Regions from separate parts of the Homo sapiens genome. Here regions 2 and 3 are each linked to region 1. A link is a contact called in ENCODE Hi-C or POLR2A ChIA-PET data. All regions are on one chromosome and are shown on one strand. Each heading gives the region's core, a stretch centred on a gene start or an enhancer-like site at or near the end of the contact. The rest is flanking DNA. Distances are from core to core; before and after follow the strand shown. Region 1 holds the start of PTPN9 (protein tyrosine phosphatase non-receptor type 9). Region 2 overlaps CSPG4 (chondroitin sulfate proteoglycan 4). Region 3 has its middle 18 kb from the start of SNX33.

Region 1 (4,221 bases), core at 852-3,351:
TTCAAATTTGCAACGGATGCTATTTGCATAGAATACTGATGGCTTTAAGTCTTAAAAACAGAAATCTGACTGACCCAAGGAAAAGGATGAAAGAAAGAGATTTTGTCCCTTTAAAATCAGCCAACACATCCTATCTTAGTACTGAAGTACTTCCCAATTCTGGCAGAATGGGCTCCTTGGCCACCTGCTTGCACTAGGGTCTGACTAGCATTTTATTAACATCCAACTGCAGTTACCAGGACATTCATTACCACTGCTTGTACAAAGCAGAATTCTTTTTAAATTTTTTTCCCATACAGATTTCATCACCAGGTGTCAAAAGACAAAACCGTGGCCTGAGGCCAAATAGAAAAATGTCATCTCCACAAATAAGGAGAAAAGACAAGGACTTTAAAAAATCAGGTCAACAAGCCCATTAGCCAATAATAGTTTGTAAAACTGGACTGTCTTCACACTAGAGGCTGTGCTAGCAAATGTGGTCCTTGGAAACAAGAGCTGTAGAGCTTGAAATGGGTTGCCAGCATGGTTTGCCTTTTTCTTTTTTCATGTTTATTTTTATTTTTTTTATTTATAACATGGAATCAGACTATGACTATAATCGAGCATAGCTATGGCGGGGTATGGGCAGTGCCAAGGAAGAGACAGCGAAAAGCCCGTAGGGTTCCCAGTCTAAGCTAGCAGACCTTCCCATCTTCCTCAGGAGTGGTCCCTGTCTCCGCAGCTGGAATGTGCGGGAGGGAAAGTTACAAGGGCCCCCAAAATGAGACAGCAAACCACTTCCTTCTGAAAACTAAAGGTCATAGGCTTTTAAGGAACAATAGAGCTCAATGTAAGCTTCAGAAAGATGGAGACAGTCAGATGAGACGAGGGTAGGGAAGCGCGGGTGAGGAGATGCGCCCCGTCTGGGATAGCTGAATAGGGGGGTCAAGGCCAGGGACTTTAGGAACACGAGAAGGGCTGGATCTTCCATAACCTGCCCAAGTGGGCCTGAGAAACCTAAGAGGCTCCTCTGAAAATCTAGGGCATCTATGCATCCAATACTCTCAGCCCTCTCCTCGGGAAGGGAGATAATCCCCACAGGAAGCACCCCCCAAACTGGGGCTTTTCCTGCCCTTCAAAAGCCACAAACCCTCACGGAAAACATTTACAAGGGAGTGGAAGGGCCGGGGGCAAGCAGCGGTTCTGCAAATCTCGGGAAGAAGGCCCCTGGATCCAAGGAACTTTGCCCCTGGAATAGGGGGTGGGGTGCGGAGGGCACCGTCTGAGGCTGGTAAGCCTCGGCGAAAGAAGCGGCGGGAACGGGAGTAGGGTCCCGTGGGTCCCCCGACGAGGGGGTGGCGGCCTGGGGCGCGGTCGCCGGTGAGGGAGGCCCGCGAGCCGGGCACGGGAGCGGGGGGCTGCGGCCCCGTGGCTGCAAAGAGCCGGCACTCGGGAGGCAGAGGCCGGCGTAGGCCTCGGGGGCCCGGACACACCCAACGCGGCGGCCTCGGGCCCGCTTACCTGCTCCTCCTCCGGGGTCAGCTCCGGCGCCATGTCGGGCCGGGGCGCGGTCGCGGGCTCCATCCCCCCGCCACCGCCGCCGGGCGGACAAAACTCGCTCGCGAGCGCGGGAGCCCGGCGCGCTCGGCCTCCGCTTCCGCGTCCCCGCGCCTCAGCAGCCCGGGGCCGGCTCGCGCATAGTGTGGCCGGCAGGGCCCGGCGCCTGCAGCGGCCGCAAACGCCGCTTCTGCTTCCTTAAGAAAAATCTCTCCGAACTGCCGCTCTCTTCCGGGAGGAAATCCTTTTTTATATTATTCGCTCCGTTCCTCACACTCCCCCTTATCTCCTGGGGAAGAAAAAGTGCAGGCGAAGAGCTAACAGCCACTCGGGATTTAAAAGGAAATAGGAAATCAGGAACTTTTAGAGCCGGGAGCGAAGGGTCGGCGGAAATTTCCCGAAGGCCGCCGACCCCCTCGGCGCCCCGCTTCCTCGGCCGCGCTCCCGCTCCTCCACAGCGCCACAGAGCTCGGGGCCGCCCAGCCGGGCCGTCCTCGCGGACGCTGGCCCTGCGACCTGCGCGGCTGCCTCAGCCAGGCTCCTCGCGGGCGGCCGCAGCGAAAGGGAGGGAGTGGAGAGGGAGCGAGGGAAACGCGCCCCCCTCCTGACTCACGGCCAACGCTGCGGCCGCCCCGCGGCCGCCCGAGCCCCCCGCGGCTCCATTGAGAAACTGAGCGTCTCATTCACAAGCTGGCGGCGAGGAGGGCCCGGCGGAGCGAGGACGCAGTCCGGGAGGGGGAGACAGAGAGGAGCCCGGGCGGGGGAGGGGACCGGGAGGGGGAGGGGACCCGGGCGGGGAGGGGACCCTAGCTGGACGGAAGGCAACTCGACTGCGGGAGGGAGAAAAAGGAAGAAAAGAGTATTTCGTGAGGCTCAGATCCTCGGAGGAGGAGGAGAATACGTTCGTTTGCAAATTATCTGCTGACTGGCACCTCTCCTGGGGTTAACTTGCCGCTGCCACCTACGCGTGAGAAACCCACAATCCTCAACTATTTGTCGCTTGCAGCCTGAAAGACCCTGGAAAGGTTGCCTGCCAGGCCAGGATGCTTAGGTGGAAGGAATCGCACCTGCCTCCCTCTCTCTCCCTCCTTACTGGCTGCACCCTGTAATTCATCTCCAGTGTCGCTAATTTTAATCCCCCATAGAAACGACATCAGACTCCGAACATCATTCAGGAATGACGCGGCCTTTGCAGACCTTTGATTTTCACTAGGGCAAGTGCAGCAAAGGGTTCAGGATTAGGGGTACAGTCTTGGAGTCATTTGGGGAGGAATGGGGCATAGAGAAGGCAAGGCTGGGTCTGGTACGTTGTTGCATTATTCCAAGCCAAAGATAAATATTCCAAAGGGACCCAAAGTCCACAACTAGTTCCAAGGCTGAAGCCCTGGAGCCAGTCCTGAGGGACCCAAAGGAGGGGCCTTCAGACAACAGGAAGGTGCTGTGAGTTGTGATGCTCCTATGATTTTTTTTTTATTTTTTTTTTTGAGACGGAGTCTCTGTGTCGCCCAGGCTGGAGTGCAGTGGCGCGATCTCGGCTCACTGCAACCTCCACCTCCCGGGGTCAAGCGATTCTCCTGCCTCAGCCTCCTGGGTAGCTGGGATTACAGGTGCGAGCCACCACGCCCGGCTAATTTTTGTATTTTTAGTAGAGACGGGGTTTCACCATGTTGGTCAGGCTGGTCTCGAACTCCTGACCTTGTGATCCGCCCGCCTCGGTCTTCCAAAGTGCTGGGATTACAGGCAGGCGTGAGCCACCGCGCGCCTGGCTTTTTTGTTTTTCTTTTTTTGAGACGGAGTCTCACTCTGTCACCCAGGCTGGAGTGCAGTGGCGCGATCTCGGCTCACTGCAAGCTCCCCCTCCCAGGTTCACGCCATTCTCCTGCCTCAGGCTCCCAAGTAGCTGGGACTACAGGCACCCGCCACCGCGCCCGGCTAATTTTTATTTTTATTTTTTTTATTTTTTTGTATTTTTAGTAGAGACGGGCTTTCACCATGTTAGCCAGGATGGTCTCAATCTCCTGACCTCGTGATCCGCCCACCTCGGCCTCCCAAAGTTGTTGTTGTTGTTGTTGTTGTTTTAACACAGGGTCTCACTTTGTTGCCCAGGCTGGAGTGCAGTGGCGTGATCACAGCTCACTGCAGCTTCAAAGTCCTGGGCTCAAGCAATCCTCCCGCCTCAGCCTCCTGAGTAGGTGGGACTACAGGTGCACACCACTGCACCTGGCTAATTTTTTTTTTTTTTTTTTTGGTAGAGATAGGGGTCTTACTATGTTGCCCAGGCTGGTCTCAAACTCCTGGTAAACTGCCTTTGCAAAATTATAACTGATGATTTTATGACAGTGAAAGAAATCAGACCTAACTGACTCTATCTTGTTTCTAACCCTTAAGCTGTCCTTGTTCATTCCTGGGCATAGGCCGAACTAACTTTGGGAAGGAATTCAGTTCATGGTTTGACTCTGAAACAAAATTGATAATAGCCCTTTCCCGAAAAGACCCCCTTCTTCCCTGGGGTCCAGTCTGCCTTTGCAGGACTAACAGATTAAGCTACAAGATTAGAAATTACAATTTAGGGGTCATGCAGCCATGGGCTCCAAGAGTCTAAACCTCCCCAAACTGCTCCTGGGGATAACATCACTATTGTAAAACCTAAGATCAGTGCTTGAGATATTTTGCAGACCCTGCACC
Region 2 (4,221 bases), core at 1,722-4,221, 100 kb after region 1:
TCTGGGGCACGGGGAAGCTCTGAGTAACGTGGGACTATAAAGTGCAAGAGGGTTGCTGATGGCCTGGTCCCGTGCCCTCTCCATTCCTGGGCATTCTTGACAAAGGCTCCCAGCAACTGAGGGTACGCAGCAGCTGCAGACACCAGCCTGACAAATATCTCATTGTGGGGAGGGGGCCATAGCAGGAGTGGGGAGCCAGGGAAATACAGAACCTGGGACTGGGAGGTGTTGATGTGAGAAGCCCAAGAAACTTCATTCCACCTGTCAAAGCCACCTCCTTCCAGATGCCCAAATCTGAGCCACTTGCTGGGCAGGGACTTTGCCTTTGCACTTGCTGAATACCATCTGCACCTCTCAGGAGGGAGAGTGCCAGGCTCAGGAGTCCCTGCCGAGCTAGGAAAGGGGGCTGGGGTGGGCTCTGCCATTTTTTGAAGGCTGGCAGGGGGACCCCTCAGGAGGTACTTGGGGCAGTACCATATGCTGTGGCTCCTGAGTGAGAGTCAGCTCTGCGCCCCACAAGACCACTCCCTACCCAGAATTCACTGTCATCATGTGCTGGGTCCAGATGCCCATGCAGCCTCCTGGCGGGAGCATCACATGTGCCGCCTGCCTGGGATGGCCCATGGAAGAGTCTGCCCCGCTCTGCCCTGCTATGGAACAACTCCTGTTCTGTCTTCAGCGAGTGGTGTTCATTTAAGTGATGACTGGGCTGGCCCCCATGGCACAGTTATCACAGAGAGTCTGCTGCTACCCATGGCTGAGAGCTCTAATTCTTCCTGGTGGTCTCTGAAGCCACCAGGACGGATGAACAGCAGCTTCACCCTCTTGGCTGACTCAGCTGCCTTTCATCAGCTCATCTGCCCCTAGGATCCACTCTGCCTCTGGCTGGCACTTGACCTGAGCCCCAGGCTCACACCTCTGCCCACAGGCCCAGCCGCTGCTTCACGTCCAACTCCATCCCCCACCAAGCACTGCCCCTCATCAGCTACTGGGGTACCACTAGTGCCCCCACATGGTGCCCCCTCTCCAGACCCTCGGGTCCGGCTGTAGCTTCCTTCTGGAAGCTATACCCCAAGACCCCAGCCCTGCTCTAGGGCCCTGTATCCCCGACTTTCTGCATCCTTCTCCCTCCTTCTGGGAACATGAACTTGCCCTGCCAGCCTGGCGGCTCCTGGAGGACAGGACACTAGCGCCTGGACAATGGCAGGCCCGGGAACGTCTGCTGCCAGTGATGCTGGAGCTGGCATCCATGTCCACATGATGTCCATGGCACAGCGGCCACCTGAGGCTGGGGGCATCTGAGTGGTGGCTGCAAAGTTGGGCCCTTACCTCTGCCTGAGTGAAGTTCACCAGGGCCTCCCCTGTGCTGTCCTGCTGGGCGTGGAACAGCCGGCCTAGCTGGGGGCCCCGCACCACACGGTAGAGCAGGAGCTGGGGGTCAGTGCCTGCGCTGGAGCTGGCCCTGAGGGTCTGACTGCTGAGTGGCTGGACGGACCCTGCCAGAGGCAAAAGGGGATATCAGATTTTGACTGGGAGCCAGGTCCAGGCCTGTGTTTGCAAAGAGGCAGCGTGACCCTGGCATGCCACCCTCAGCTCCGCCCCAGCTCCTGGCACCCAGGAATGCCCATGATCAGCACACCCACCTGGGCAGACAGTCAGTGTCTGGCTGCCCTTCAGCGAGAGGAGCACTTGCTTCTGGGCCGTCACTCGGAAGAAGTGTCCGGGGGAAGTGTGCTCGCCGTCAGAGAGGCGGAAGCGGAAGCCTCCATCCAGGGTTCCTGGGGACAGGGGCATTGGGTCCAGCTGGCCCGAGCCGGCTCCCCATCTCAGGGCACCCCCGTGGGCAGCAGGAACCCGAGGCCCGGCCCTCAGCACCCACCTCTGTGTGAGAACAGCACGAGCCCGCCGTCCAGCTGGGCCTGCGTGAAGCTGCGCACCTCAGTGCCCGGCGCCCCCCGCAGCACTACCCGCCCGTTGCTGGGCTGCTCGATGGTGTAGACCAGATCCTCAGACCCAGAGTCGCCGTCCGTGCTCCTCAGAGCCTCCGCAGGGATGGGCGCAGTGGCCCCCTCCCACATCTGGGAACACAGGCCTGTGAAGGTTCTGCCTTGCCGCACTCACCCACCCCTTCCTCCCCGGCCCTGGGCTGCCACCAGGGCTCCAGTCCTGCTGCGGCTCAGCCCCTCGGGTGGCATCGAGGCTGGCGCCACTCTGGCTCCCCTGCACAAAGGGCCTCCCGCATTCACCTTCCCTGTCACCCCAGGGAAGGCCCCAGGGAAGGTCACCCTCCAGGCCCAGCCTCCCTGCTCTCCATCTGCCCTAGTCCTGTGTGTCCCTCAAGGCCAGCTTATGTCCCCTACCCAGGAAGGCCCCAGCTCTTACCCTCACCAAGTTCTCACTCCCAGAAACCCCCAGCGCTGACCAACAGTGCTCCCTAATCTGTCTCACTGGTGGGACAGGGGTCTCCTTTCAGAGCCTCCGTGTGTGCCTGGCCGGGGCCGGGCACAGGTGGGAATGGTGATTTTAGAAATGGGCCCTCCTTCCAGCTGAGGGAGGGGTGCGTGGCGCAGAGAGTGGGGGGCTGATGGTTGGCACTGTTCTGCAGCACAGAATCAGCGTGGGATGGGCCCAGGTGCTTCCAGAGCAGTTAGGGGCCCTCCTTATGTTGGGCAAAGGGGACCCCTTTTTCAGGCCTCCCACTTGCAAGCAGAGCAGGTGCCTGTTCCTGAGGTCCTGGTACCAGTCTTGCTGGGTCAATTACTTGCGGGCAGAGCTGCAGTGGGACTCACATGCCCGGAAAACAGAGCCTTCTGGCATTCCTGGGCTTCCTCCCCCGGCCCCAGGGAGCCCTCAGGCCCAGCCCTGGCAGGAGGGGCCATAATGTTGCGGGGCAGGACCCCAGCACTAGGCTTCTGGAGCAAACACAGGTAGATGGCACCACCTGGTGGCTGTGCTGCCACACAGCCGTCCTGGCCTGTGGTTCCAGAGCACTGTGTCCCACTCTTTGGCGGCTTCCGCACCACCAGGCCACCCGCTACGGGCACATCCTAGACCACCAAGGCCCCGCCCCCACCCCCGCCCCAGGCACCCCATGCCAGAGACAGCCCAAGTCAGCCCTTTATGGAAACTTCAGTGGCTCCTGCTGACCGGGGAGGATGCACCCCAGAAGCTGGGGTTCAAAGCCCTGCCATGTGGGCTTTGTAAAGCCATGCCCTTTCTGTTCCACCAGAACTACTTTTGCAACCATGGAGAAGTTCCATCCCACGTCTGGGCCTCAACTTCCACCTGCAGAGTGGGGCCCTTACCTCTGCCTGAGCGAAGTTCACCAGGGCCTTCCCTGCACTGTCCTGCTGGGCGTGGAACAGCCTTGTGCAGGAGTTTGGGGAGCCAAGCCATGGCCTTCACTTGCTGGGTGAAGGTGGGAAACTTAACAGCTTCCGCCCTGATGCCTGCCCTTAAGGGCTTGTAAGTGATTCTGTCAGATGTTCTGGTCCTTAGCCACAGAAGAAGGAACAGCAGAGCCACCCGTGGCCGCTCAGAAGTCTGCCTACCATACTTGCAAACATCCAATAAAAAAACTTCCCACCTGTGTTCTATTTCAGCACAATCTCACTTCTCTCCTTCCAACAACCCCGTGAGGCATGTGGCAGCGTCCCCATTTTGCAGAGGAGGAAACTGAGGATCAGAGCTGGGGGAGCTCTGAGCCGCGAAGTAGGGGACGCTGGCCTCTTTCTCGAAGCAGACATGGGGGTGTTCCCAGGGATGCTCTCACCTGCAGGCCTGTGTTTGTAGTGAGGATGGGGGGTTGGTCATTGACAGGCAGGACAGTGACAGTGAAGGCCACAGGATGGCTCTGGCGATCCATCTCGGAGGCATTAGCCATCAGGACAAAACTGTCTGTCAGTGTCTCGCTCCCGTCATGCACGTAGCGGATCAGCTGCTCTTCCACCTAGGGGCAGGCCCAGGGCTGGCAGTCAGGCCCCAGCAGCACCCTTCATGCCCTGCCTTTGGGTGCAGGAGGAGACTGACTCTTTTAGGGCTTCATTTTCCATTGGTAGAAAATGGGGACCATAAGTTCTGGCTCCGAGGAGTTGTGAGGAAGAAAAGATATATGGTATTTAAAGCATAGGTGCTTCTGAAATGTGACTCCCCGTCTCCTCTCTGTGTATAACCCCCAGACTGGGAGTCCCCAGGGCTCCCTCCACTCTGCCCCCAGAGCTG
Region 3 (4,221 bases), core at 1,043-3,542, 87 kb after region 1:
CCATGGCAGGCCTGGGCTGAGGTCTGCCTGCACTTGGAGCCGTGCCCTTCCCACCGCACCAGGCTGCCTTTTGAAGGCTGGGGGGCTAGGCGTGGCGGGGGCCACTGTCCTGCTGCAGTGTGAACACAAGGGTGCTGGGAATCGAAGGGAATGGGGAGGGAGAGGGGCAGGTGGCCGTGAGGGGCAGGTGGTGGGTATTGGGTGGAGGTGGCTGTGTTCCTTCAAGTCAGTGGGTGAAAGGTCAGAGGGCTTGGCCCACAGAGAGTGCTGAGCAAATATTTGTGGAGAGATAATTTTCTGGAAGGCCCGAGGCTGGGGCATGGGGTCAGGTTCTGGCTGTGGAGGAGGGGGCTAGACAGGTGAGGCCATGGGCAGCGAGCTGGGGGCAGGAGCAGGACTCTGGTCTCTGAGAAGAACTCAGGAGCCTCCTTACTCCAGGAGACAATATGGGGGCAGTGAGAGCTGGCAGGAAAATGTCGAGACTCGGGGAAGGGGGCTTGTGAGTGCTGAGCCAAAAAGGGCTCTGGCCCTGGGGCTGGGCTGGGGTGTCAGGTGGGGCAGGCAGAGGTGGGGTGATGGAGTCTCTGCCTGCATCTGGTACCTGGAGTGTGTGGACCCACCTGTGTGGTTGCAGGTGCCTGTCAGTGTGTGCACCTGTACCTACCTGCGTGTATGTCCCTGTGGTGGCGCTGGCGCTTGGTATCTATAGTCATTCAGCCACACGAGCTTTTCCCTGTGTTTCTCAGCCTGGAAAAGACAATTCCTCTCCCCCTGAACCTCAGGCCCACCTTGGGCTCATGCCTGGCTCCTCTCTTTCTCTCATTCCACATCCCATCCACAAGCACAGCCTTGTTAGTCCATCAAATGAGACCCCAAATGTAATGCTCTCACCACCTGGGTCCAAACCACTAGGCTTACCTGGACTATTGCAGCAGCCTCCAAGCTGCCCTTCTGCTGCCTCTCCTGCTCCTTAATGGTCTAACAGGGGCCAGAGTGATCTTTTACAAAAACATGTGAATGTATATATATATATTTATACATATACACACACGTGCATATACACATATATAAAAATATGTATTTTTTTTTAGAGACAGGGTCTTGCTATATTGTCCAGTCTGGTCTCAAACTCCTGGCCTCAAGTGATTCTCCTGCCTCAGGTTCCTGCATAGCTGGGATTATAGGCATAAGCCACTGTGCACAGCTCAGAGTGAACTTTTAAAACCATATTCTTTTTTTTTTTTTAAAGACGATGTCTCACTGTGTTGCCCAGGCTGGAGTGCAATGGTTTGATCTTGGCTCACTGCAACCTCCGCCTCCTGGGTTCAAGCGATTCTTCTGCCTCAGCCTCCCGAGTAGCTGGGATTACAGGCATTCACCACCTTGCCTGGCTAATTTTTTTTTGTATTTTTAGTAGAGATGGGGTTTCACCATGTTGGCCAGGCTAGTTTTGAACTCCTGACCTCAAGTAATTCACCCGCCTCGGCCTCCCAAAGTGCTGGGATTACAGGTGTGAGTACCACACCCAGCCTTAAAACCATATTCTAAATCAAATCATGTCTCTCCCCTGCTTTCAACCTCAGGGCTTCCTGCCATACTTAGGAAAGTTTCCAAACTCCTAGCACAACCCACAAGGCTCCTTCCTGGTCTTGCGTCAGACCCCTCTGCACTTCGGTCATGGAACTCCAGACTCATTGGTCGGCTGGTTTCCTCTTCTGCGTTTGCTCAGACCTCAGGGCCTTTGCATTTGCTCTCTTCTCTGTCTTGCATGTTCTTCCTCCCAGATAAACATGTGGTTCTCACCTCAATTAATTCAGATCTCTACATAAATGTCACCTCCTTGGAGAAGGCTTCCCTGACCCTGAAATCTAATGAAACTTCCTCGTCCCTCTGTTTCCTTACCCTGCCTTATTTTTTCTTCATTTTACTTATTACCAGCTGCCAATTATAAATGTGTATGTATTTAGCTCTTATTTATTTATTTTTGTCACCCAGGCTGGAGTGCATTGGCGTGATCTCGGCTCACTGCAACCTCTGCCTCCTGGGCTCAAGCGATTCTCCTGCCTCAGTCTCCCAAGCAAATACAGGCCTGGCACGGAGGCTCATACCCACCACTTTGGGAGGCTGAAGTGGGCGGATCACCTGAGGTCAGGAGTTTGAGACCAGTCTAGCCAACATTACAAAACCCCATCTCTACTAAAAATACAAAAATTAGCTGAGCGTGGTGGTGCATACCTGTAATCCCACTTACTCAAGAGGCTGAGGCAGGAGAATCGCTTGAGCCTGGGAGGCGGAAGTTACAGTGAGCCAAGATTGCACAACTTCACTCCAGCCTGGGCAAAGGAGTGGGACTATGTCTCAGAAAAAAAGAAAAGTTTCAAACATACACAAAAGTAGAGAAACGAATATAACAGAACCCCACATGCCCACCTCTTGGCTCCAACAATTCTCAACACTGGGTCCCTATTTTACTCCCCCACACCCTTTGCCTTCCGGTGGACTCCAGCATCACACAGTCTCATGTGTGGATACTTCAGTTCAAAGGTTATATTTTAAATGTAGCTGTTTCTGGTCTGTCTCCCTCAGTAGAAAGCAGCTTTCTGGGGAGTTGGTGTCTGTCTGTCTTGCTCACTGCTGTATCTCCAGCTCCGGCACAGTGCCTGGCTCCCAGTAGGTGACTGAGGAGGTCTGCATGGCTGTGTCTGCAGGTCTCTGGGGAGGGCATGTGTGTAGGTGCTGGTTTGCACATGTCCACCACCGTGTCAGCGAGTGTCTGCACATGCCTTTATGCGCAGCTGCATGTGGCAGTCCTGTGGATACGTGTGCATGTGTACGTTGCCACAGCAGCTGATGGCTAAATGCGTGCCTACTCCCTGATGTCATTTCCCACACCCCTGGGGACCCAATGACTCGTTCTGGGAAGTATTTCCCTCTTTCTCAGCAAGGGATGGGGTGTGAAGGGGTGGAAGAGGGGTGTGCACCAGTCTGCTCAGCCCTCTGGAGGACCCAGAGAGCCCCTTCTTGACCTTCCTTACTAGCAGGGCGCCGTGCTGTCCCCACCAGTAGAGCAGGCAGCCTCTTTCTTCCCTGGCATTGAAACCCAGCCAGTTGGGCCGGCATCAGCTGGGTGGGGTGTGGAGTGTGTGTGTATGAGGCGTGGTGGTGGCCCATCCTGGCCAGCTCCAAAGGCTCCTAGGGTGACTGCTGTGTAATTGGGCAACTGAGGCCATTTAAGCTGGGGACAATTGGGTGTAGACATCTGGTCCAGTGCCCCAGCAGTGCCCCCTCTCCCCCCTGCAAGTTCTGCATCTTAAAGGGCTGGCCCTGGAAGGCGGGCAGTGGCGTAAGACCTCGCTCTCAGCCCAGCACCGGGTTCATTCCAGGGGCTCCTTGCTGTCGGGCCAGGAGCTCCACAGTGGCTTCTCAGCCTGCTCTCCAGGGCCCCTTCTTACCCTGGAGGCCAGGGTCCGCGTCCTCTGGCTCTGCATTGTCCTTCCCACCTCCCACCCTGCCTTAGGCTCAGCTCTCCTCCTTCTTCAGGGCCCAGCCCAGACAGCCCCTGTGTTCCAGGAGGGGCCTGCCCCTTCCACCTGGGCAGTCAGGTTCTTTGGGGCTCCTCCCTCTTGGATCCCTGAGGCCAAGACCTCCCCACCATGTAGGCCAGATGGTCCCCACTCACTCCACCCCCAACCTCAGGGAGAGCCTTCCGAATCAGTGAGGTGGGTGTGCAGCAAGGAAGGGCAGAGTGGCACTGCCAGCTGCTCCTACCCAGAACTGGATCCCTTGCTGCACACCTCACTTCACTCCCTGCCACAGCCCAGTGAAGAATGGCCCTGCGTCTCTCTTTGCCAGATGGGGAACACATGCATTCGGCCATCCAAAAGAAGGACTGAGCATTTGTTCGGCACCTACTATGTGTCGGGCACTGAGATAGCTGCCATAAATTATGATAATAACAATAACATCAGCTTCTACCATTTGTCAAGCACCTACAACATGCCAGACCCATATGCTGGGCCATTCAATAGGAGGAACCATCATAACACCAATAATAAGAATGGTCGGCCTGGCATGGTGGCTTTTGCCTGTGATCCCAGCACTTTGGAAAGCAGATGCGGGCATATCACTTGAGGTCAGGAGTTCGAGACCAGCCTGGCCAACATGGTGAAACCGTGCCTCTACTAAAAATACAAAAATTAGCCGGGCATGGTGGTATGCGCC

What was found. Hi-C counts contacts between places; a loop is a spot of excess contacts on that map. ChIA-PET counts read pairs that join two places held with the same protein, here RNA polymerase II (POLR2A). Pooled maps may share reads with other maps.
Region 2: a map of ascending aorta shows a loop between it and region 1 (3-fold over the local background). The contact joins the enhancer-like site here to the promoter of PTPN9 in region 1. A Hi-C loop is called at or near these places in 5 of 168 maps with a recorded cell type or tissue (Caco-2, IMR-90, ascending aorta and 2 more), 4 of 37 single-sample maps with no recorded cell type and 14 of 50 pooled maps. POLR2A ChIA-PET finds 5 or more read pairs at or near these places in 2 of 52 experiments (AG04450 and K562).
Region 3: a loop to region 1 is called in a pooled map, with 2.7 times the contacts of the local background. The contact joins the enhancer-like site here to the promoter of PTPN9 in region 1. A Hi-C loop is called at or near these places in 1 of 168 maps with a recorded cell type or tissue (IMR-90) and 2 of 50 pooled maps. POLR2A ChIA-PET finds 5 or more read pairs at or near these places in 8 of 52 experiments (AG04449, AG04450, BJ and 5 more).

Annotation. Positions count from the first base shown.
Region 1 is chr15:75,577,214-75,581,434 of GRCh38, forward strand. It overlaps PTPN9 (protein tyrosine phosphatase non-receptor type 9), which reads right to left and starts at 2,102. Exons shown (of 13, transcript NM_002833.4): 1 at 1,501-2,102. The coding sequence starts at 1,563. RefSeq lists silencers at 1,310-1,709, 1,970-2,459 and an enhancer at 1,669-2,267.
Region 2 is chr15:75,680,964-75,685,184 of GRCh38, forward strand. CSPG4 (chondroitin sulfate proteoglycan 4) reads right to left here. Exons shown (of 10, transcript NM_001897.5): 5 at 3,773-3,949; 6 at 1,880-2,078; 7 at 1,644-1,778; 8 at 1,330-1,496. Among named protein-coding and RNA genes, the nearest start is that of CSPG4, 30 kb to the right of the region's middle. RefSeq lists an enhancer at 1,494-2,338. Within about 2 kb of position 2,972, at least 2 of the 41 ENCODE cell types and tissues checked have a DNase peak (open chromatin) inside an H3K27ac peak, as active enhancers do; they include ascending aorta, where a contact is called at or near this core.
Region 3 is chr15:75,664,064-75,668,284 of GRCh38, forward strand. No RefSeq gene overlaps it. Among named protein-coding and RNA genes, the nearest start is that of SNX33, 18 kb to the left of the region's middle. Within about 2 kb of position 2,293, at least 22 of the 41 ENCODE cell types and tissues checked have a DNase peak (open chromatin) inside an H3K27ac peak, as active enhancers do; they include IMR-90 and PC-9, where a contact is called at or near this core.